Linked DNA regions of Mus musculus: all the other regions are linked to region 2. Evidence: chromatin loops called from intact Hi-C (ENCODE). Cell type or tissue: left cerebral cortex. All regions are shown on one strand. Each heading gives the region's core, and the rest is flanking DNA. Links, peaks and the distances in the headings are about the cores only.

Region 1 (7,962 bases), core at 1,927-5,926, 290 kb before region 2:
ACAGCACTCTCAGACAAGAGGAATGAGATTGCAGAGAATTGATCTCTGAGGACAGAAAGTGAATAGGTGGCCCTGGTCACAAATGAAATTGAACCCCTATTAAGTGAATGGCTCCTATACACCACCTTTCTTTTGAAAATGTAAAAGTATTTCTTTTATCTCAAAGTTGATAATGAATCAAGGAAATTATAAATACTGAAGAATCTTTGAGGGTCAAAGATATATTTGACCCTTTGAGGTTCATGTTATATTTGTATTAGCTTAATTTCATATGCCATATATCTGTTATAACAGGATTCACCTCTATTTAATGTGTTTAATTACTTGTAGGTAAGGATCATTAAGAGGTTGGGACCTCAGGAGATCCACAGATTATCAGGGCATGCTCTCAAAAGAGATAAAGTAATTCTGGTTGGATCCATCAGCTCTAACTGGTGATTTATTGTTGGAGCATACTCAACTTCTGAATCAACGTATAACTTATTTCCTGTTGTGATTGTGATTTTTCTATGGATCCATCCATTTATGTATTTGTGTATGTGTACGTATGTATGTATGTATGTATGTATGTATTTATTTTGGGGTTTGGAGTTTTTAAGATAGGGTTTCTTTATGTAGCCTTGACTGTCCTGGAATACATTCAGTAGACCAGGCTGTCTTCAAACTCAGAGATCTTCATGCCTTAGCCTTCCGAGTGCCGGGATTAAATTTATATGCCACCATCACCTTGCTTACCTCTTCTCTTTATAAAATAACCCACCCAAGACATTTTATTATAGTAATCAAAAATGAACTAATGCAATATATTTTCAGCATTTAGATCTCCTAGTTTAAATTAATCACAAATAGGTAAAGAAATCTGGCATGGACAGGTGGTCGTGGTACAAGCCTTTAATCCTCAGGAGGCAAAGGCAGGTGGATCTCTGTGAGATGGAGGCCAACCTGATCTAGAAAGTATGTTCCAGGATAGCCAGGGACACACACAGGGAAACCCTGTCTGAAAAAATAAAACAACAACAAATAGTGACAGCAACAACAACAAAAACAATAATAATACAAGAAAGAAAGAAAGAAAGAAAGAAAGAAAGAAAGAAAGAAAGAAAGAAAGAAAGAAAGAAAGAAAGAAAGAAAGAAAAAAGAGGGAAAGAAAGGAGGGGGGCCTGGAGAGATGGCTTAGTGGTTAAGTGCACTGACTGCTCTTCTGAAGATCCTGAGTTCAAATCCCAGCAACACCATGTGGCTCACAACCATCCGTAATGAGATCTGACGCCCTCTTCTGGTGTGTCTGAAGACAGCTACAGTGTACTTACATATAATAAATAAATAAGTTTAAAAAAAAAAGAAAGAAGAGAGGGAGGGAGGGAGGGAGGAGAGGAGGAGGGAAGGAAGGAAGGAGGAAAGGAAGGAAGGAAGAAAGGAAGGAAGGAAGGAAGGAAGGAAGGAGGAAAGGAAGGAATATCAACCAATCAATTACTCTAGAGTCAGCTTGGGGGAAGAGGAGACATGTTCCCAAAGAACTTTAGAACTTTTACAAATAGAACTTAGGTTTCTTCCTTTGTGATATAAAAAATAAGAATATATGCTCCACCCACAGGAGTGCTTGAGAAATAAATTAAACAGCTTATGTAAAATACCCTATCACAATGCCCAAAATATGGAAAATATCTACTAACCATTGGGTGCAACTATGCAATCTTTTCTCAAAATTAGATTTTGAACAAAATTACAATGACATAATGCATATAATAAAGTCATATAATTCCTCACATGACTAGAACTGCTGCTGTCTAGCTATGCTCCACGCTGTAGAGACCAAGCTCATTCCTATGTATTCTCATAGACCCCAACAAGAGTCATGAGCAGAGCAGCATTTCCATTTTTAATTCCTTCTTAGGCATTAAATAAACTCAGAAAGGGTGTCCAAGAGTGCCACAAGGCTTAGACAATCATATAAACAGAAGGTGTGGAAACGGGTGAAAGCCATGATTACCTCCAGTACCCCAGATCCTCAGCCCCAGTCTTGTGGTCACACCTGAGCCACCTCCTACTGTACTAACGGAAAGTCTCATCTTTTTGGTGGACATCCATGTTATTTCACTGACATCTGTCAAATGTGCATGCGTGGTGAAATCCTCAGGGCTCCACAGCTCCCCCGGCCAGGCTTTCCCCGGTCTGCTTAAGAAGCGTGCTCCCTTTTGAACAGATGGCAGACAATTTGCTCTGATTTAAACACTAACTCAGACTCTGAGATGAGAACTCCGGCTACATTCCTGATGTTCAAACCAAGCCCTCTGGTGTGGACACCTTAACATAAACTTGCAAAGAACCCACATCTGAACCAACTGTGTACTTAGTACAGACATTATTTTGATATCCAATGATGAAATCTGCACCCATGCAGACCTTCAGTGGCAAAGGGTTGTGGTCCACACTGAAAGGAAAACATGCTTTTTTGGGTGGTCTATGATGCTTAATAAGAACAGTTAAAAAGGAAAAGCATCTCCTTTGTGAGATGGGATGGGAGGGAGATAGAAGCTTCAGGCTTTCCCCACAGGAACTCTGCTTGCTGCTATTAACACAATTAACCTCTCATTGTTAATGACCAAGGTCATTTCCCATGGAATCATCAGGGCAGTTTCTCACTTGAATGTGTGTGTTCTCTCTATCTCTCCCCTCCCCCCCCCCCCCCGCAACACACACACACACACACACACACACACACACACACCAGGGTCTCGCCTGTAATCTGTAATTCCTGCTTGCTCGACTGTGGGCGTTTCAGGACATCCCCTCACAGTTATGAAACTACTGACCGGTGGAGCCTTCCCTGCAGATGGATTTCATTCAGGACTTGAGCTATTATATTAATGGGTTTAATTTAAACAGGACTAGCCTCGCTGGCCAAATTACTGCCATTTAAATCAATTGGTTTAGGGGAAAGACAGCCTGACCAGAGCTATTAGACTTCAATTTATTACTGTATCGGCTTTTAAACCGGGCAAAGTAAGTTTGCTAATGTCTGTCCTCTGTCCCCTGAGCTCAAGTGCAAAACAAAGTAATGAGATTCTCTGGAGTTTGAAAAGAAAAAAGAGAACGTGAAAAAATATATATTAATTTTGAGTCACTGTCTCACGAGGCCAGATAAGGTGCCCCCCCCCCCCCGCAGGAATCCCCATCATAAGACTCTATAGATGTCTTTGATTCCCTTCATTAAACTGAGATTCAAATGACCTCACAGATGTATTACTTTAAAAAGCCTTTTTCCTTGGATCTTTCTTCTTCATGAAAAAAAATAAGCACGGCTTTTTTTTTTTTTTTTTCCTCTCCCTCACACGCACATTTCAACCTGATTCAAATAGAGAGGCAAAGGGGGAGAAAATGCTTTAGATGTGCTCTTTGATTTTTTCCAATCTCGCCTGAATAAAATGGAATGAGAAATCAAGAACACTCAATTAATTGCAACACTGGGTGTCACTAGGAGAGGGAGGGGGAGATGAAAGGCGCATTAGAGATGCGCAGCCTTAACAAATGCATGGATTCAAAGAAGGAAGAAGACGGAAATAAAAAAGCGTGTCTGTATTTTATTGCACTCGGTAAGCTTTTCGCTTGTATTTATAGCTGCAATTATATCTCAATGAGGTTTGTCTACAGTGTTGGCTTCACGCTAATTTTCCCCCTCACTGCATTCTTGGAATAGGCTCGGACTGTTTATGAACCAGACATATTGACCTCATTTACAGCTAGCAGTTTAAATCCATAATTTTTCCACCCACAATCCCTCTTTGACATTCCGGCGGTGCGGCCGGCTCAGCGAGACTGAACTAAAAGTCTCACACTTCATTGAACACCATTATGCGGCTTTATGCTTATGAGCCTGTTTCCCTCGGCTGCCTTTCAGCTTTGCTGGAGATCCGTTTGGCCACAGGCCGGCAGTGATTAAGTGGAAGAATCCAATAAATCACCCTGTCAGCCAGCAGGCTCTCCTCACTGTGTCTACACATCGACATTTGGATTTGCGCCTCTCTCCTCTCTCCCTCTCTCTCTTTTGATTTTCTATCCCTCTTTCCCTCTCCTCCCCTCTTCCTACAGTGCCATTAAAACACCTCTTTCCCTTCACACAAGGTGAACTTGAACTGCTATTGTGAACAGGGTTCCCTCTGAGCCCTCTGGAGAGACAGGCTCCTTTGATTTGCAGTTCCCAGGTCCTGACTTTCCCTCCCCCCACCTTTCCAATTAATTCACCCCTTAATTCTTAGGCCTCGAGGAGGGGGATGGAAAGGGGTGGACCATCAGAGCAAGTGAGAAAGAGAGAGCAGAGTGCTGAAATACCCCAGCTTCCCGTCGGCTCCCTGGCCTCTGGGGAAGCCACAGCACAAGAAGGGGAGGGGAGACTCTCCTCGTAGACTCACATCAGAGCCTTGGCTGGTCTAGTCATAGTCTTTTCGGACCAGTCTTTTCCTTGGGGGTGCACGTGCTGAGTTCACTATTAATTAGCCACGCGCAGGTTTCCCCCGACTATTCCAAGTTGGGTCTGGAAGAAGGATCCAACTCAGGCCTGACGAGCCTTTCCTGGTGTTATCAGCTGAGCGTGTAGGCAGCAAGCTCCCCTCTGTTCTCACTGGTGAACTGAGTTTGTGGAACAGCCTCTTCTTTGGCTTGCCTGGTAATTTCCTGACCCTGTCTCTTTGGTATTCTCTGCATAGCCACAGTTGTCTTTTGTCTGGGATTATTTCTGCACTGTGAGCACAAGCATTTGTTTGATGTCCCAGACATCAAATATACTGTACACTCTCTGAGTGGCCAAAGGAAGTTGGATTCTTGCTTTTGAAAATTCCACTGGCAGAAATGACAAAAGGCAGTATGAACTCCAGACACAAAAGATGGGACAGAGGATGACGGGACCAGTCTGGGGTAGGTACAGCCTTCTCTCCTCCCTAATAGCATGGAATAGAGAAGCGCCTTGGCTATGCTGTGGGTATGTGTAACCGCAGAAATAGCCTGTGAGCCAGAAAGGAAATCGATACAGTCACCAAGGGGTGGCCTGCCTTTGTTATGGGCTTCCAGTCAGTGTTGGGTAGGAAGAAGATCTTACAGAGAGACAAGGATGCCTTTGTGTCCATGCCTCCACCTCTCAACTGATGCTCAGTATGTGTTTCTTACTTCATGTTTGCATTTTGTAAGCTGCCTTCTGCCTTCTGCAAGGTAGCTACATGGATAAGCAGTTAATCAGGACATTATATAGACCTTCAGAAGGAAACTACGAAAGAAAAATGCTCTTACACTCTTCCTGGTATATTCCCCATACCTGACATGCGATAGGAAGTTAGCAGATGTAGTTTCTTCTAAACTCCTTGTTGGTATTAATGTCACTATGCCTCCAAACTTGTATTTTGAAATGTTAACTCCTTAGGTGGTTGTAGTAGAAAATGGAGTCTGTGAAAGACAATTGGGTCATGGGGTGGGACCCTTGTGGATGGGATTATCGTCCTTACAAAAGAGTCCCAGAGAACTCTCTCGGGCTCTCCACCCCAGACTTGCGGGCTCCAGAGAGGTGAGAAATTTCTACTAGTTACAAGCCACACAGCCTGTGGTACATTACCATACCAACCTGAACTCACTGAGAGCTCTATACACAGTGATGCATGTAAATTTTACTCAAGAGAAATGGATATGGCCCTTAGGGATCAGCAACTATCATAGTCTATTTACCTTCCCAATTTAATAGCCAGCAGCTCCTCTATCCCACCCTCGCCACCCCCACTGCTTGCTTTACTTAGCCTTCTCCCTCTTTGTTCCGTACACTATCATGGATGAGTGAACACAGAACCAAAATCCAAATCACTGTGGGGGAGACAAAACTCATTCCATTAGTTGCTGCTTTGACAACATTCCGTCGAATTGCATGGAAACAGCTAGGAGAGCAGCTAAGAAAGTGGCTATGGGAAAGATGCTGCAATCACTCCTTTCCCCACTCCTGAAGATCATAAAAGGGAAAGAACTCCATGATAACGCTTAACTCGAGTCCCTATCCCCCCCCCCCCCCGCACAACGCCCTAGGTTCTCCGTATTTGACATTCTATAAAAATATGAAGATTCTCCACCAATTATGCATACACAGTGAAGAAAACAGCTTCTATGAGTTGCTCAGTAATTGCAGAGATAGGGCAGGGATACATTTATTCAAAAACTAAAATCTGTCAAGGGTAGAAATTTACATGATGCTCAGATAACCTCCATTGTCAAAGGCATGGAAACTGCACCTGCCTTCAAAAAACACTGAAGTTATTGCATGAATCAAGTTGCCACAGAGTGACTCAGTTTCTCTGTAATGGAGAAATAATAGAAGTATTTGTTACCTTGTCATAGTGAATAGCTCTTTTGAGAAAGAATGATATATGTAAAGTGCTTTGAGCTGCCACTGAGAGAGGAGGTGATCTTGGAATTTATGTCAGCATTATCATTAAGCCTTTTCTCCCGGGGACTCGGTAGTTTTCAATATTGTTGCATTGATTCCAGTAGCTTCACAAACAGGAGGAACAATAGTCAAGAGACAAGATCAGGCAAGAGACCAGGACCTTCTTTCTGGTTCTTCATCAGGCTAGCTCTGTGAGATGAAGGAAGGCCTCGTGGTCCTCTGTTCTTTCACCTGTAAAATGGGGGTAGCACTGAATGATGTCCGAGATTTTCTCCACAATGCTAAGTGCAGGAAAAAAAGAAGCATCCATCCTTGATGGTATAATTTTGCACAATGGCCTTCTCCTAAGACTCTTTCCATCTGGATTTTAGCCACATGCTCTCTCCATGGTCCCATTTGGCCTTATGTCAATCGTGAATTAGTATTGTTACTCTCCTCCTGCCTGACAGCATAGGCAATGTCTAAAGTCTCGGGTTTGGTCTTCTCATTTTCTTCTTCATGCCACCTCCCCCACTTTAGAGATTTTAGCTGGAATTGTCACCTCTGTGTGACGAACTGGATTCTCTCTCTAGTTCTGATTACCTTTTTATAATCCATATGCATCATCCCTACTGCCTGAGACGTATGTCTACCAACATCTCAAGTTCCGAAATGGAAGAACATGCTCCTGCATCCTAACTCCACTGAATCAGCTGAAGGTAGAAATATAAACATTACATATGTGTGCCAGTAAGAATGGCACAGTTCCCATTGCTCAGAGACAAACCCCAAGTCTTATGTCTAACAACAAAGGCATTCTATAATAGTTATGGCCAAATTAACTTTTCCGACCACATTCTCACCAATGATCTTTGTGAACTTTGTGTTCTTTTCCCAGATTCTACACCCTCTCTTTCCCACATCATTCCTCCCAGCTGGGTAGAGCTATCATGATCTTAGGCCCTGTCAAAGTGGATGGGATACATTTTTCCAGATTCCAGGCCTTTCCATAATTCTGTTTTCTAGATATCTATAATTACCTTCAACTCTGAAAATCCTAAGTGAATTATTATGACTCTTTTTTTTTAAACAAATATCATTATGCATGGAACACATGTAGTATAACCTTGATTGTACTGTTGTAGTAGAAATAGTTGTAGAAATAGAAGTGTGTTGTACCTGTGTAATTTTCCTGGAGCCTGCACACAGTGAGACAGCAGTAAGGACTTGTTCCATGAATAGAAGAGTCATGGGCTCAGATTTCACAGCTGACGTACTAGGGGAAAATGGCTCAAAGTATCAACAGCTCAGCTTTAGACGCTCTCATTTTGTAAGTGTAGTTCTAGGTGAAATGTTGGTGAAAATTATACTATCTAAGACTGGAATGAGGCTTTTACTATATCTTACCTAGGTCACTATATATTAATTCTGATAATGTCTTCTCCCTTCAATCAATGTGTAGTTACTTATAATCAACTCTTTCCCCTGTCAGTAAGATTCCACAGATCCCACTTGACTTAGGGTTTCTATTCCTGCACAAACATCAGGACCAAGAAGCAAGTTGGGGA
Region 2 (7,962 bases), core at 2,529-6,528:
TACATCAGTCTAGACTCAGAACACCAAGGTGTTCCAGGGGGCTTAGAGTGGTTCTGTATGTCTTGGAAGCATGTACTTGTGTGTTAAGAATCAAGGCTACAGCCCTGCAGTGCAACGTTGGGCCAGAAATACCTTTGATTCATTACGTGTTTGATTTTGAATTTGTCTTTGGTTATGTGTTCAGATTATTTACTGTAGTCAGTGTGTGTGTGGGAGAGAGGGGGTGGGGTAGGGCCCTAGTGCAAAATAGGTATAAAGAAAAACATCTGCTCCCACCCCTACCCTTCTACCCTAACCAAAAAAGAATTGCTCCTGGAGGACCCTGGAAGCCTAAGGGCTTAGAACCTGACCTTGCTAGAGAGAGCTGTGCAAATGGTAGAGGAACAGGTGATTCCAGCTGGAAGTCTGCTTTCTGGAACTTGCCAGAAGTCCACACACCAGAATCTGCTGAAAATGCATCTTTTTGCAGTATCAGGAGAAACTGTTTGGGGGGGGGGGGGAGGGAAGGGACACTTGCTCCAAAGCCACCTAACTCTGGACTGTGGACTGAAGGAAGCTGCTGGTTGCTGCCTCCTCCTGCTCCTTGTCCTTTGGGGAATGACCCTGCACACACACTGGACTAGGAGGCAACCTTCTTTGTCTTGGAATCTCTCCAGGGCTCTCTATTGATGAACCTTTTCTCTCAGCTGGAAAATATTTAAAGGGCCCAGATTCAGCTTTCCTGAGCACACAAGGAGAAAGAGCGAGGGGTAATAAATCAGGAATATCCATGCTTGTGGGTAAATTCTCTTATTTTGGCACTTACTATATGCTCAGTTGGAATGTGGTAAAATAGTGATTTATAACCTTTGATCTTAGAAAAAGGTGTCCTTGGGAAGGCATCTGTCACTTTTGAGACTGAACCCGGCTAGGCCTGGCTTTTTATAAACCATTAGTGCCACCAAAGTCATCTCATACGAAAACTCTGGAGTCACCCAGTTTGTGGTGGAACAGAATAAGCCCCTAACCCATTTTCCAGATTGGCTCAGCAGTTAAGTGTTGAGAAGCAAGGGTGGGGCAGAGTAGGACAAGATCAACATTTAGTGCTTTGGAGCAGGGCTGAGTATGTTGGCCCATCTGACATCTTTCAGATACATGTAACAAATTATGTAGCTCTGTCACAAGGTTAAAATGTGACACATATACACAGGCTGAAGTTTAAAATTACATTTAAAAAAGTCAGAAACGCCCTGTTTTCTCCAGCTACTTTCTCTTGATATAAAGCTGGTGAGAGAGGTTAAGAGAAAGGTCTTTTCCTCTAAACTGATATTTCCACCCTGACCCTTTCAATAGCCCTCAGGCTCGAGCACTAAACTTCTTGTTTCCTGTCCCGGGAAATGACTGCATGGATCCTAATGACACAGCAGCGTTCTATACTGAGAACACAAGGCTTGGATTTGCCAAAGCCATCAACAAGCATTTACTGAGCGAGCACCAGGTACATGCCAGGCCCCATCCATGGCACTGGAGCATAGCCCTGATTAACCAAGGCCCAGTTCCCATGGAACCTACTGCCATTTTGCCTGAAATAGTGAAAGAACATGGAACTTCCTTCCCACAGAGACACAAAAAAAGTTCCAGGGAAAGCAAATAAGCAACCTCAGAAAAACGGCGCTGTTCTTGTTCTGAGACTCAATGTCCTAGTGCAGACACGGTTATCACTCAAGCCTTCTGAGAACGATTCAGAACACTGCTGTACATCTGCGAGCTTCAGGAAATAACTTGGAGCCAGCAAGATAGCTCAACAGGTACATGCACTTGTCACTTGATCTCCAGGGCTTGTGAACACACAAACACACACACACGCACAGACTCAAATCCCCCCGCCCCCCCCACACTAAATAAATGTATAAAATTTTTCAAAATTTCTAAGAAGCAAGTTTTTTTCAAACAGGCAAAATAAAGCCATTTTGCTTAACTGATAGCTTTAAAAATGCAGTCCTAATATGCAATTATTGTTGAGCTTAAAAAAAAAAACCCTCACGTGTTCAAAATCCTCTTTATGTGAATCCCCTTTATTCTGGATTGGCCGCATTTTAATAATTGGGTATGAGACAGAGGCAAGTCCTCCATCCTCTTATTTTGGAAATTAAATTTACAGAACGGAGGCATTGTATGAGCCTCAGTTCTGGATTTTTAGCAAGACTACTGCAGTCTTTCTTTGCCTCGGTGTCCTCAGTGGCCAGTACTAGTGAGGCCCACAGAACGCCTTGAATTGGGCATTAAGCTACCGGTTCCTCTGTCGTGGAAAGCGCTATCATTAGGAAAAACGTTTTTCCCACATTTGTTGAACCAACAGCACCGTATTAGCCTGCACTTCGAGTTAAGGTGGGACTCAGAAATGAATGTCCCAAACACAGCAGCCTTGGCTACAATCCTGCTTGACTTTTTCCGAATTCTTTTGATTGCCCAGGGGTCAGAGGTTCCTTAGCTCAGCCTTAAGGCTCCCAACACCCGCCAAGTCTCAAAACTGCCTCGGGCGGGCTGCCACTCCCGGGTTCTGACCCTCTTCCGTAGGCCATCACAAGCCCAAGGCCCGACGGTCCACACTCGGACCCTCTTTCAACCCCGGAGTAAGTTGACTGGTGCCTCTAAAGAAAGGGAATGTCAAGAGTCTGCCGGCCGGGAAGCTCTGGGACCGGCCCAGTGCACGCCTCCCGGCTGCGGCTCTAAACCGGGCCGACGGCGTCCGCGCTCACGCGGAAAATTATGCCGGCTCCAGCAGCGCGTAAAATGGATGTGAACCGCACGGAGTGGGATCAGCGCGATCCTCCCTCTCTTGTCTCAACAGGGGTTTCGGCGCGTTGCACAAGGCCGAGCTTGTCTCTTTACGGAGACATCGGGCCCTAATTAGTGCGCACCCCCGCGCGGTCGCCAGGCCTGGGCTCCGCGTCGAACGGGAGATGAGCCTCGGAGGGCGTCTTCGGACCGGCCTGCAGTCTCACCGCCATCGCCGCCGAAACCTGCTTCTAAAGATGCAGCCAGTGCAGCAGCGACAGCAGCCGCCGCGGCTCGCCACCCCACGTTACTTTGATTGACAGCTGAACAAATGTTTCCGCGGTTCGAACGCTCGCACTAGGGAACAGCGGCCAGGGCGAGGCTCCGCCCCGGGCGGGCCGCTGCGCCCCGCCTCCGCCAGCACCAATTCTTTGCAGTTATTGGTCGGAGCTCCACGCCACGCCCTGTCCCCACGTGGGCCTAGCCTGCCCGGCCCCGCCCTCCTGGCTTGCCATTTGTCAGCGGTGAAATGATGGGCAGTAACACAGAACCGCGATTAATGTTCAGCCATCTCCGATTGGTTGATGCGGCGCCCTCGCGCCGCGGGAGGGCGGGGCTCCTGGAGAGCGCCGCGGAGAGCGCGCGGGGCTAGCCGGAGACTGTAGTCAATCTGGAGGCATCCTTGGCCACAGTAGCCGCGCGAGGACTACATCTCCCGGGATGCTCCTTGGGCCCTCCGCGGATGGTCGTGAATATGTATCAGAATGTTAATGATTAGCTGCTGCTAAATTTGGTCAAAGAAGTCACCTACACAGAGCGCGTTGTTAGAGCTGTTCCGAGCGGGCGTTCGGCTGTTGGCTGCCTTCTTCCCCCTCTTACACACTCGTGTATTATTTTGAGGTGGTGTTCGCAGAGTTTGAAAGAGAATTTTAAAAAGCCGCAAGCGTTTCGCTCTTTTATTTTTATAATCCCCTTCAATTTGGGGCTAAAAAAACAGGAAGGAAGAAAAGGAAATGAAATGTGGTAAAAGAAGCTAAAAGGTGCCTTTTAAAAGATCGTTGCTGTGAAGTGAAAAAAAATCTCCAGAGAACCCCCAAGCGCCGCGAGACCTCTTCCGAACCAAAGGAGTTTGCGCTCGCTCTCAGGGAAGAAGCGACCATTCATTCCGAGGAATAGCAGCCAATTAAAAGACAAATAAAAAAAGTTTGGAGTGGGGCGCGAGCAGGCGGGCGGCGCTCGGCGGGCGCGGGGCTCGGCGGGCGCAGGACGGACGGTGCCCGCCGCCCTCAGTGACGCCCGCGGGGAATGCGGAGCCGGCCGCCCGCGCCCAGCCGCCGCGCCTGCCTGCCGCCCGCGTCACGCGAGACCCGCAGGCCCGGGACGCCGCCGCGGGGCCCTCGAAGCGGATGAGCCGCGCGCCTCTGCCTGGCGCAGCCAACTAAAGCGGCGTGGATGATTCGCGACCTGAGCAAGATGTACCCGCAGACGCGCCACCCGGTGAGTGGCGCCGCGCCCGCAGCCCTGTCCGCGGCCGGCCGCTCCGAGGGTGCGGGAGGCGACCGACTTGTAGCCATTTTCTTATTGTTGTCTCTGAAGCCCCGGGAAGCAGCGCGCCGCCGCTCTCCGCCCGCGCGGCTCTCCCGAGGGGGGCGAGCCGGGCGGCGCGAGTCTGCGGGGTGGAGGGCGCCGGCGGCCACAGGCCGGACTCGCTCTGCTAGCTGACGGCCGCTCGACGCCATGGCGCGGCTGCCTCCGACGGGCCACTTTCGATTCCGGGTAGGGAGGGATGGGAGAGCCGGGCCGGGGGCTCGGGGGTTTGGGGGGTGACGGGGGGAGGCGGAAGCCAGGCTGAGAAGCTGAGCCGAGGGAGGCCGCCCGGAGGCACCGGGACCCCAGCAGGCGAGCGAGAGGCGGGAGCGGCGCGACCAACCCCCCCACGTCTCGGACCGCGGGCTGTCCACCCCCCACCTGCGATGTGGGCTAATTAAATATTTTATTGTTGTTCTTTAGGCACCGCATCAGCCTGCTCAACCCTTCAAATTTACAATTTCAGAATCCTGTGATCGGATTAAGGAAGAGTTTCAGTTTTTACAGGCTCAATACCACAGGTAACGATATTGACTTTAGCTGATCCTTCTGTTTGCTTAGCTCTTGTCTTACCCCCTTCCAACACTACCCCCCTCCTCCCCCACCCCCCCACAAAGGTATTACCATTTCCCCCCTGTGGGCAGAAAAGGCAAGTCAGGGCCTCTTTTTCCTTTAGGCAGGTGTAAAGAAATTAAGCATTTTCTTCTCCGGTAAACAGAAAAGGAAGCAGAACAATCGAAACTGGGGAGACTTGGAAAACGCTGAGGCCAAACTTTCGATATTGATTTATTGGGTCAGGAGGCTGGAAGGTTGGGAAGATTCTGGGGCCCTTTGACTTCTTGCTTCTTTATTACTCTGGGCTGCATTTCTTCCTTCTACCATCATGGCATAATTTAAGAGCCAGGGAGTTAAGCAGTGAGCCATTTCATTACTTTTATTAAAAAAAAAACAAATAATAATAATAAAAACAGGACACCCCCCCCCCCCAATGCTTTTGTGTTCAACGCTCTTAGACTTGGAGTGCTTTTGAAACATGTTTGTTTCACCGGGTCCTTAATGATGCAGAATTCTTATTGCAAGAGCCCAAACAAGCTGCTGGACCAGATCAACACCTCCCACCCCCACATGCTATTCAACTTGTCTGTATTTTTTGGAGGGGGAAAAACAATTTGTCAGGAGACCGTGTTGATTCTGATTTTCATTAACCTCATAGAATATTAATGATAGAACCTTCCCTGTGGCATTTTCATGGACCTAACTTTGCTTATATATATATATATATATAATTATTAGCGATGTTTATTTCCTTGTTTTAGTAAGTGAATTTAGTGAAGAATAGTCAATTCTGGGTGAAGTCTCAGAATTCAATTGGGTAGAGGGTTTATTTCTTTAAGACATAAACCCCTCTTTCCCAACCCCCACAGTTTAACCTTATCAAAGAGGCAAGTCCTGGCTGGTTCTTGTCACTCCTTCCTCTCTCCTCCCTTTCACTAGTAAAGTGCTGTTTGATACCATTGATTTGACAATAGGAGGTGATGATTTAGAGGAAACGACGTGGATTTGGAGTTGGAAGGATACGCGTTAAGTTCTACACTGTACTTAGTTGATTTTATGTCTTGAATAGTCTGAAGCTGGAATGTGAGAAGCTCGCCAGCGAGAAGACAGAGATGCAGCGGCATTATGTCATGGTAAGAAAACTGTGTCACAGATTCAAAGTGCTCATTAGCTTGGGAGACTGAAAGCAAGAATACGTTTTAAATCGCTGGAGGCTGCAGGATCCATCACAGTGGCCCTGCCAGTGTTGTTGAGGCTGTGGGTATGTGTCCATTAGCAACCTGTAATTCTAGGTGGTTACAGCTTGGCTTCGACAACCAGCTTTGATTTAAATTTTCAAAAAGTTCAGTTGCGTGGGGTATAATTTTCTGTGCTTTGTTTTTACAGATTTTTACAAAAGTGGAAAAAAGAACTCATTTATTTTTTTTGTTTAGTCAGAAGCAAAATGTTTTTGTTAGTGGTTTTCTTTGTTGTTTTATTGCTTTTGCTCCAGTTGTAACCAGACAGCTTTCCTATACACTCTTAACATTGCATGCACTGTATGCCTTTTAATTAATGATTCGGATAGGAAATGACACCAGACCCCTTCTCAGAAAATTTCCCACTCCTCATGTTAATCTGTTTATATTTTTCTGTGCATGCCTTCAATTTCTATAGTGTTATTTTGGTTCTTAGGAGCGCTGATTTGAGCTGCCAGATTTTCTGTACTGTAGTTACACGCCCATTCAGACAAATCAAATCTATGTTTACAGAAGTATAATGAAGCATTTTTATGATTCAGAAGTATGTTTGGGGTTGAAAGAGCTTGCAGGCTGGTGCATTAATTTCCTACCCAGTTCCTCTGCTTTGCATGTAAGAGTGAGTAGTCCACTCTAAGCAAGAAACCGAACTCTGAGGAAACATCACCTTTTTCCAACAGTTCTTTCAAAACCTCAGCATTTGTATGAGATGCTTCTGCTGTGCTTAGGAATTAGGAGTCACGTGGAACCAAATTTTCATGACTTTTTCAGTTCATTTGCTTATGATGTAGAAAGACAGTTGTACAAGTTAAGAATGCTGCGTTTTAACATTTTTATTAGTTTTGAGAGTTTTTCTCTTGGGTGTGTCTTAACATGGCCTCTAGTGTTTTAAAGAGAGCAGCAGTTGGGCATCCTTTTTATTTATTGACTGGGGTATTTTGGTTAAGGTGAGGTCTTTGTGCTAGTTGCCTTGTTTTCCATGCATTCGGGCAATTTGAGTTTACTGGCGAGATGATTTGAAGGATACAGGTTTAATTGCTTCTCCTTCTTTGACAGTATTATGAAATGTCCTATGGGTTGAACATAGAAATGCACAAGCAGGTAAGTTATTTCTTTATAATCATTTTATGTGACAGTCATACTCATGTACTTTGAAAAGAAAATTGTATATTTTGTGATTTTTTTTTTTTCTTTTGTACATTTGAGATGTCTACCTATATCTTAAAAGACTTGGGGGTGAGTAAGAAGGCAAGTCTTTTGTGTGTGGTTCCTCTTGTTCCATATTATCCTAACTTTTGGAAATTTAAAATTATTAACTCAGAATGCGTATTAAACTTTTCTGCACTTTCAAAAACAGCATGCAGAATGTAGAATGTGTATTGTCTTTTTGTAAAGAGTTACCTTATATATTTCAGGCATCAAAATTCTCTTATGAAAGAACTTTCCTTGGAAAGTATTAATGAATAAAATTGTAAATTGTGTGAAACCTTTCCTGTGAAAGAACAGAGGAGTGAGCTGGGAGGATCAGATGAAATCTGCAGAGCTATAAAAGAAATTGATGTAAAAATCTGTGCACTAGTCCCTGGAGCCTACTTAGTAGATCTTACCAGGAACTCTGGCTTCGACTTCCAAAATTTGTGCAGAGTAAATGAACCTGATAGGAGGATGTGATTAATGTTAAGCCCTGGGTCTTGAGATCTAGCAATTACTTTGGGGTTGGGGGAGAGCGCATTGGTATAGGTATATGTGACTACTATAGCTGCTACAGGGTTTTGTTTTTGTTTTTGTGTTTTTTTTTTTTTTTTTTTGTTTTTTGTTTTTTGTT
Region 3 (7,962 bases), core at 1,927-5,926, 73 kb before region 2:
CCTGACCTTAGATCTTAATAGGGCAAAGTATGGGAAAACCTAACTCGGGGAGAATTAGAATAATACTTAAACTCAAGAATAGCTGAAGTATTAAGCCAGTCTCTTGTCCTTTCTTATCTCTTTTAAACTTTCCTGTCCACAGACTCCATCCCCACTTGTTGCTCTATTTCACAGATTATGCTTGGTGGGGCAGAACCTGTCGTCCACAAGGAGGACCCGCAGTCTAAGGGTGTATCTCCAGTTCAGAAGAGTGGCAGGAAACCCACATGCTTATACTCCTTAAGCCATATTGATTAAGTGGGGGAGAAAAAAAACACGCTCTTTTTAATCTCTTTCTTCCTCCTCCCCCTCCCCCTGCCTTTCTCCTTCTCTCTACTCCCCTCTCAGTGCATTTAAGCATAGTTAGAAAATGGGTTACTTTTTTTCTGTTCCTTCAAGCTGCAAGATTATGTGTAATGAAGACATGAGATAGGAATGCTTCCTGGCCAGCTGGTTTACTGACTACCTACCTAGCTATAGCTATGTCCATTTTCACACTAGCTCTGCAGTTGACCAGTTGAAAATAAACGGTCACAGCAATGAGTGCTGGAGGTAGGGCAGTTGGAAACACTAACACCCTTAGAGGCAGAGACCGAGAGGACTGGTTTATTTAAAAATGGAAGAATGTTCCTGAATGGGAACAAAATATACTCGTGGTGCCCATGTAGGATGTACCTGGTACATCTATTTCCAATTTGAAGGCAAGAGTAGACATGTGTCATTTTTTCACAACAGAACCTACATTTGCTCCCATAAAACCACTTTTCTTATATTCTTTGTCCAGGTGGCCCAATTACGTACCCGGCTATAAAGCCAGGAATGAAGCAGAGGCCCTGCCCATGCCATCCTCAACTCCTCTAGGCATCCACATGGCTCAGCATAAAACACAAGCATATGGGCAGCTCAATAGTGGGGGGTCTGATGGAACAAACTAGAAAGAGGCATTTTTTTTTTTATTCCTACTGACTTGAGGCTATGAGATAATTAGCCTGAGCTGAAAGAAACATGATTCACAAAAGAGAAGCCAATATACTGAGCTGCAGAGATAGCTTCGTGGGTAAAAGTAATTGCCATCCAAGCATGAGGAACTGAGTTTAGATCCCCTATCACTCCCACAAAATCTGGGTATGGCTACGTGTACGGGCAATCCCCGTACTGGGCTGGGAGTGGAAATAGGAACAGGGGCTCACTGGCCAACCAGCCAGTCTAGCTGAAATGGCGAGCCCCTGGTTCAGTGGGAGACCCTGTGTCAAGGGGAAAGGTGAAGTGCTATAAAGCGGGTCACCTGATGCCCCCTCTGCTGTCTGCACAAGCACACACACACACACACACACACACACACACACACACAATCACTATTTACAGTTCTGAACACTGAGAGGCATAAAGGACAAACAGATCCTAATGGAATCATTTGATCATGCCCAGTTTTTAGATTTCTTAGTTACGTGAGCCAATAAATGTCACCGCTGCCATGCTTTGCAAGAAAAAAAATGCCCTAAGTAAACAAAGACATCAACCCTGGACTTGTCACGTCAATCTAACCCTAAATAAAATAATCTCTTCTAATCCTGGGTACTTAACACACCCCTCACCTTCCTTCCCAAATTATACACTTTTGGTCTCATTTGTTCAGCTTCTCTGTTTGCATTTGAAAGCATTTCCTGTTTGTCATGGATAAAATGTCATGGTGAAGTGATGTTACGAATGAGATTATAAGTGAACCATCATCGTGTGAAAACATGATTTCCACGCTTACCTGGCCAAATCCTTGGAAAGGCTCACCATAACTGAGTCTGATTCCTTAGTAATGACTAAAAATAACAACAGAATTTTGTCACTAGATCCTACCTTTCATTAGTACTTGGCTGATTTTTCCATTTAGACAATAATACATTGGATGTGACTCCATGTCTCCCATACATACCAAAATCTAAGGATGCCCAAGTCCCTGTTTACAAGATAGTATACCTTTTCCATATATTTTTGTATATCTCCCCATGCTTTGGATTATCTCTAGATTACTTCTAGTACCAAATGGGATATTACGCCAGTCTTTGCTATGATACAGTATTTAAAGAATGATGATATGAAGAACAGCTTGTAATAGGTCTTACAGCAAATTCTTGCCATTGTTGATTCAAGATTGGTTGAGTCCCACAAAATCAGGCCCTGCAGATCCAGAGGGAGATAGTGTTATGATAATTGTCTTCTGAATTACCTCAGTTGAGCCTTCACCTATAATGTAGACTTCATTTTTCTATTTTATAGAGGAGAAATCTGAGACATAGCGGGGCTTCCTTAGCAAGATACCAAGGGTCATGAATCTAACAGGAAGTGGCAGTACAGAGAATCAGATGGGACTCCAGACTCTATGGTCTTCACCACCCTCTCTCCCTTCACAAGAGCACTCAGACAGAAGTAAGTCTCATTGTAGCAAGTTTCCTTAGCAGTCAAACGGTGAAAATCAAGGCTAGGCCCTATTACTTATCTTTCCAAGGACATCCATCCATAAAGAAACCCCTTGACGGCATTGGCAGGGAATCATTTTAAGATTCAAAAATTTGCAGATGAAAATATCCCAGAGTTGGTACCCACTAAAAGATGTGAGTGCAATGACTTCAAACGACCAGCCTGCTGTCTCCAGGTCTGTTTTACTACTGCAAAGAGGAGAGGAAGGGAAGTGGGTGATAGCAGTGATTATCGGGGTTCCTGCTATGTGCATTAAAATAGCCCTTCCCGTCCATCTGCTTCAAACAATTGCCTGTTAGATCCCAACCTTCCGTGGTTACCGAGTGGGAATGAATGGAAATGTTTTGCAAAGGGGTACATAACACACAAATGCAACTGGCTGAAAGGCTGATTAAAAATTCTGTGTTTTACAGAAGGTCATTCTCCTTTTCTTCTTTGTAGGACTGTGTGTTTGCACTTGGCAGACATGCACACTGTGGCCATTATCCCTGCTCTGGGGCAGCAACCATTGGGTTTGGAGTGACTAAGAAAGAAAGTGCTTAAAGCTGAGCTCTTGGTGGTCTGTTTAACCTTTTGGCTGAGTCCAGTTGCCCTGCTGACACCTAAATGGACTCAAGAGAAGCCAGAAAGCTTTGTGAATATGCAGGACTTTCCTCAGAGGGCCACAATAGGCCTCCATGACTAAAAGAAAATTAGGTTCCTCAGCAGCAAACTGCCCTCTAGGGGAGGGCGGGGCGGGGGGGGGGGGGAGCAGATTCCAGAGGAGAGAAGGGGAGAGAAAGCAATACATTTCAAACTGTTCTTCCTAATTATAATCAAAACTAGAGCCGTAAATGACAGCAGACTTTTAGATTCTGCTTGCTTGCCTGGTAGTCATCTTCCAGCCCATGGTCTCTGTACGTGTTTATTTTTTTTAACTGCCGTGGGATCTTTGGAGCATCTCGGGTGTGCTGGGCCACTCTTGCGTGTTTGTACGGCTCCAGCTTGGTGCAGTGGCTGACCTGACTGGATCGTGCACTGCTTTGATCACTTAAAAATGAAAGCCGTTTTTATTGCAAATTGTACTGGAATGATTTCAAAACTAAACAAACCACAAGGGCTTGTTCTGTTTATTCTTTATTACTCGCACATTTAAAGGAACACAAAGGCTCTCGTTCCCTCACGCCCTCAAAGAAGGATGTTTAGGACATTATTTTGAAACCACCCTCTCTTTTCACATGTCAGGCCAAATCCTGGTGAGGGTGCTTCTGAAATGGGTCAACAGGTTGGCATTCTCCATATGTACAGGACATCTTGAGTGTCTTCACTATGTCCTTGCCTGGGTCTGGGTTACAAATCTGGGAGAATCTGTCTAAAATCTAGCACTGTATGGTCATGTATCATTGGGTACAATAGATAAACTCTGATTTTTCCCTTACACATAAAGTGGTGGTTAAAGCCCTGTCTTGTTTAATGTAGGTTTTAAAGGAAAATAAATAGATGTGATTTTTTTTTTTTTTTTTTTTTTTTTTTTGAGACAGGGTTTCTCTGTATAGTCCTGGCTGTCCTGGAACTTACTTTGTAGACCAGGCTGGCCTCGAACTCAGAAATCCACCTGCCTCTGCCTCCCAAATGCTGGGATTAAAGGCGTGCACCACCACGCCCTGCTCTAGATGTGATTTTTATTTGTAGTGTTATTTTCAACTTCCAAATGAGGAAAATGGACTCAAATACCCATTCAGCTATTCACAGATTAACACAGGTTAGGGTGCAAAGACCAGCCCTGCTCTGGTCTAATGGTTTTGTTGTTGTTGTTGTTGTTGTTGTTGTTGTTGTTGTTTTGGTTTGGTTTGGTTTGGTTTGGTTTGGTTTGGTTTGGTTTGGTTTGGGTTGGGTTGGGTTTGGTTTTGGTTTTTTTTTTGTTTTTGTTTTTGTTTTTGTTTTTGTTTTTTTCTCTTTTCTTCACAGGAAAGAGTTAGAGAAGGGAGAATTTCATTACCTTGAGTCTTTAACACCCCCTTAAAAAGGACCAGCACAGAGTCCTCCTTAGGAAAACATTTTAAAGCTGTCATTTTCTCTATCTTATTTTTTTTTATTAAAATGTCCCTAATTAACTGATACTATGATGACAATGAATTGAAAGGCCATGGCTTTAAAGGCACTATTTGCATAATGAGGTGTCTGTAGCAAGAGTTGCTTCCTTTGGTCTTTTTGATCAACAGTGGTGATAGCCTTATCTCCTCCATGCTATAGTCAATAGGTTATTAAAAGGCACCAAATACCCTAACAGCCTCATACTTTTGATTTTCTGCCATACTTTCCAAGTTAATGAGGAAGAGGGTCAAGGGAATTTATTCCTGTGCTTCAGGAAATCCACAAACAATATTAAAAGAGAAGTTGGTGGCAGATTAAGAAACTTTTAATAACCTTGTGCAAACCTTCCAGACACTCATTACTCAGTACAGGTGACTGAAATATGCAATCTCACAATATGCTATGGGATTTAGTGGCGAGCTAGAGGCTGGGAGTTGGGGGAAGGCAGAGCTAGGGGGAAGGGGTAGACCAAGCAGGTCAGTGAAAGAGTCAGCTCCACTTTCAAAAACATTACTGTATTTTAACTAAAATAATTACATAGAGAGGAATGGAAGAAACCTTGAAGGGCTTGGCATACAGTTTCTTGAAAGCCACTAACCAGAGACCATTGGTGACTCATCAGATGCACATGTGGTTCTTCTCCCTCCCCCCCCCCCCCACCGCAACCTCTCTCTGCGTATTTGCCCTTCCCCCTTTTCTTCTCTTTATCACTTCCTCTCTCTTTGTAAGACATTATTTTTGAAGAACTTTCCTGATTTCTTGACTACTTAGAGTCTAAAGGTTGGACATTTCAAGACATTTCCTGCTTCCTTATTAAACAGGTCTATTTCTCAGCACCAATGATGAATTCGCACACAGATAGGGATTATCGCCGTCACTCGCCATCTAGCCTCAGCTCCTTCTGGGGACTTAAGCCATCCACATAATAGATTAACACAGAGTGCATTAGGAACTAAAACCATTGCAGCTCTGCAGTCCTGTAGGCAAGAGTCCGGGTTCAATCTTTATCAATATGGAAAACAAGAAGGAGAAGGATCACAGCTGACAGAACTAGGTAGCAATTTGTGACTCAAAAACCTAAGCGACTTACCTGAAGTCACTCTAATATTAAGTGAGGTTTAGAATATCTTAACAAACCCTGGTTCCAAGACCTGCAACCTGGAATCAGTTTCTTCTTTATAAAAACCATCATTTTTATCATCTCTGCACCCCCTTTTTTTTTTTACTTAATTTTTTGAAATGGTCAAATATACTAATATTTGTGAATGATTCATAACGTCAACATAACTGTAAGCAAATGTGCTTCTGAGGTTAAAAGAAGGCAATGTATTAGTTCCTGTTCTTTATGCTGTGACAAACACTTGCGAGATAAAACTGAAAACCAGAAAGAATTACTACAGATCATGGTTTCAGGGGTTCTGTCTCTGATCACTTGGCCCCAGGTGCTTAGTTAGTATATCATGGCAGTAGGAGCATGTCGCTGAAGAGAACTGCTCATCTCTGGCAGACAGAAACAGAAAAGGGAGACAGAAAAGGGCCAGGAACAAGATAGCCCAGTGACTAACTGTCTGGGCTCACCTATTATGTTTTCAGATCCTCCCTAAATAACACCACAAGCTTGGGGCCCAGATTTTGACTACCAATCTTTTTTGAGGGTATTTCACATTCAAATCATAACAGCGAGTTATAGTGGTAGAAATCCCATGGTCAAGAACAAAGAGACAATGTCACGCCTACAATATAGTCAAGATCACAGGGGCTATAATGGAGTGTCCTGTGGCAGACCAGAAGTAGAAACTATTTGCTATAAAAGAGAAGAAGAGTAAATATTACAGATTTCGTGGCCCATTTGTTTTATTTCACATGCTCGACTCTGCAATTAGAAGCAGCCTTTAGCAATATGTAAATAAGTGAGTATGGCTGGCGTCCAATAAAACCTTATTTGTGAACACAGACATTTGAATTTCATATCGTTTTCATGTTTATAAAACATTATTTTTCTTGAGGTTTTTATTTTAATCATTTAAAGATGATATGAAAGACAATTTTAAATTGCAGGGCATTCTCAAGCAGATGAGATTTGGCCCACAGGACACAGTTTATAGATCTCTGATATAGAACAAAGGAAGTGATAAAATGGCTGACTTGGGTAAATACTATTTGGTAGGAAATACCTTGTTACTAAACTTCATTATGAAGAAGATCACAAAACTGTATTAGAATCAGGTGGTGGTAGTGCACGCCTTTAATCCCAGCACTGGGGAGGCAGAGGCAGGTGAATCTCTGAGATCAAGTCCAGCCTGATCTATAGAGTGAGTTCCAGAACAACCAAGGATACACAGAGAAACCCTGTCTGGAGAAAACACACACACACACACACACACACACACACATACACACAACAATAACAACAACAGAATGTATTAGACTGGGGCGCTTTGCATCACAAGAAATCTCATCTCAAAGGACTACAAAGACATTTACAATATGTGTAACAGGACAGTTGAATGTAGAGACCTCAGGTTTCATTTAGCAATGTAAATGCCACTGGAGACCTGAGTTCTTTCCATCAGTTGCCCCTTCCACACCCAGCACATGGACCTTCATATTTATGCATATCCTGAAGACTTTGGCCACAGGCCCAAGCACTGGATCACCTGAGCATTTTCACCTGGCAGACAGAAGTTTCTTTTGTCAGAAAGCAAATGCTTTCTCAGAAGCCTCCCTTCAGACAACCCTATTGTTAAGAGGGTGGAGGGAATGATGTGGCCACACTTTTGCATTGCAAACAAATACAAAGTTATCTCCGGTTGACTCAGACCAGTCATCAGTTGACCCAAACAGAACTGGGATTCTAGAAGCAAGATGGAAGTCATGGCTCTTGCCATGGTCACTGACAGGATCTGCCTTAAAGGAGCAGTGTATTGTGGGAACTTGAGCCAGAGGCCAAGTGCAAGTATGATGAAGCTTTATATTCTCATATATTTTTTATGTTGCCACTTACCAAAAGTGTGGGGGCTGAGGGGGCAGAATTAATGTTTCTATCTTGTAAATTGACAAAAACAAAAAAGCAGGATCCAGGTCTGTGTCTTACTGTCTTACTCGTTATGGTGCCTCTGCTCATCGAGGGTCTAGTTCTTGAGGTATAGTGAATACTTAAAAAAATGAAACAGGACTTATAGATCACATTAAACAAGTTATCCAGTTAGCAAACAAAAGAGAAGGAAAGACAACAAGAAGAGAAAAACTGAAAGGAAATAAGAATGGGGACAGTCCATGAATTGTGTGGCACACGAAACCTTCAGTTTTCCCTGGAAAAGAAGCCAAAGACCTCCTGGGAACAGTTTCTGCTCCACACCCAGGTTGTTTGGTATTGTT

The links. A loop is a pair of places that touch in the nucleus more often than their neighbours do. Peaks named below come from ENCODE experiments on the same cell type or tissue, not always from the same donor. Only the 100,000 strongest peaks of a DNase experiment are listed, where the experiment ranks them.
Region 1: it touches region 2 in a loop (6-fold over the local background); 4 of 42 quality-filtered maps call a loop at or near these places.
Region 3: it touches region 2 in a loop (7-fold over the local background); 3 of 42 quality-filtered maps call a loop at or near these places.

Annotation. Positions count from the first base shown.
Region 1 is chr19:14,886,794-14,894,755 of GRCm38, reverse strand. No RefSeq gene overlaps it. Among named protein-coding and RNA genes, the nearest start is that of Tle4, 290 kb to the right of the region's middle. In left cerebral cortex, for the core only: no CTCF peak of the experiment used is centred there; DNase peaks (open chromatin) are centred at 2,167, 3,838 and 4,203; H3K4me3 peaks cover 796 bases; H3K27ac peaks cover 282 bases.
Region 2 is chr19:14,593,660-14,601,621 of GRCm38, reverse strand. Tle4 (transducin-like enhancer of split 4) reads left to right here and starts at 3,439. Exons shown (of 20, transcript NM_011600.3): 1 at 3,439-4,254; 2 at 4,768-4,865; 3 at 5,969-6,032; 4 at 7,194-7,238. The coding sequence starts at 4,210. In left cerebral cortex, for the core only: no CTCF peak of the experiment used is centred there; DNase peaks (open chromatin) are centred at 4,226, 4,693, 5,223, 6,027 and 1 more place; H3K4me3 peaks cover 3,717 bases; H3K27ac peaks cover 2,754 bases.
Region 3 is chr19:14,665,988-14,673,949 of GRCm38, reverse strand. No RefSeq gene overlaps it. Among named protein-coding and RNA genes, the nearest start is that of Tle4, 72 kb to the right of the region's middle. In left cerebral cortex, for the core only: no CTCF peak of the experiment used is centred there; DNase peaks (open chromatin) are centred at 3,003 and 3,533; H3K4me3 peaks cover 188 bases.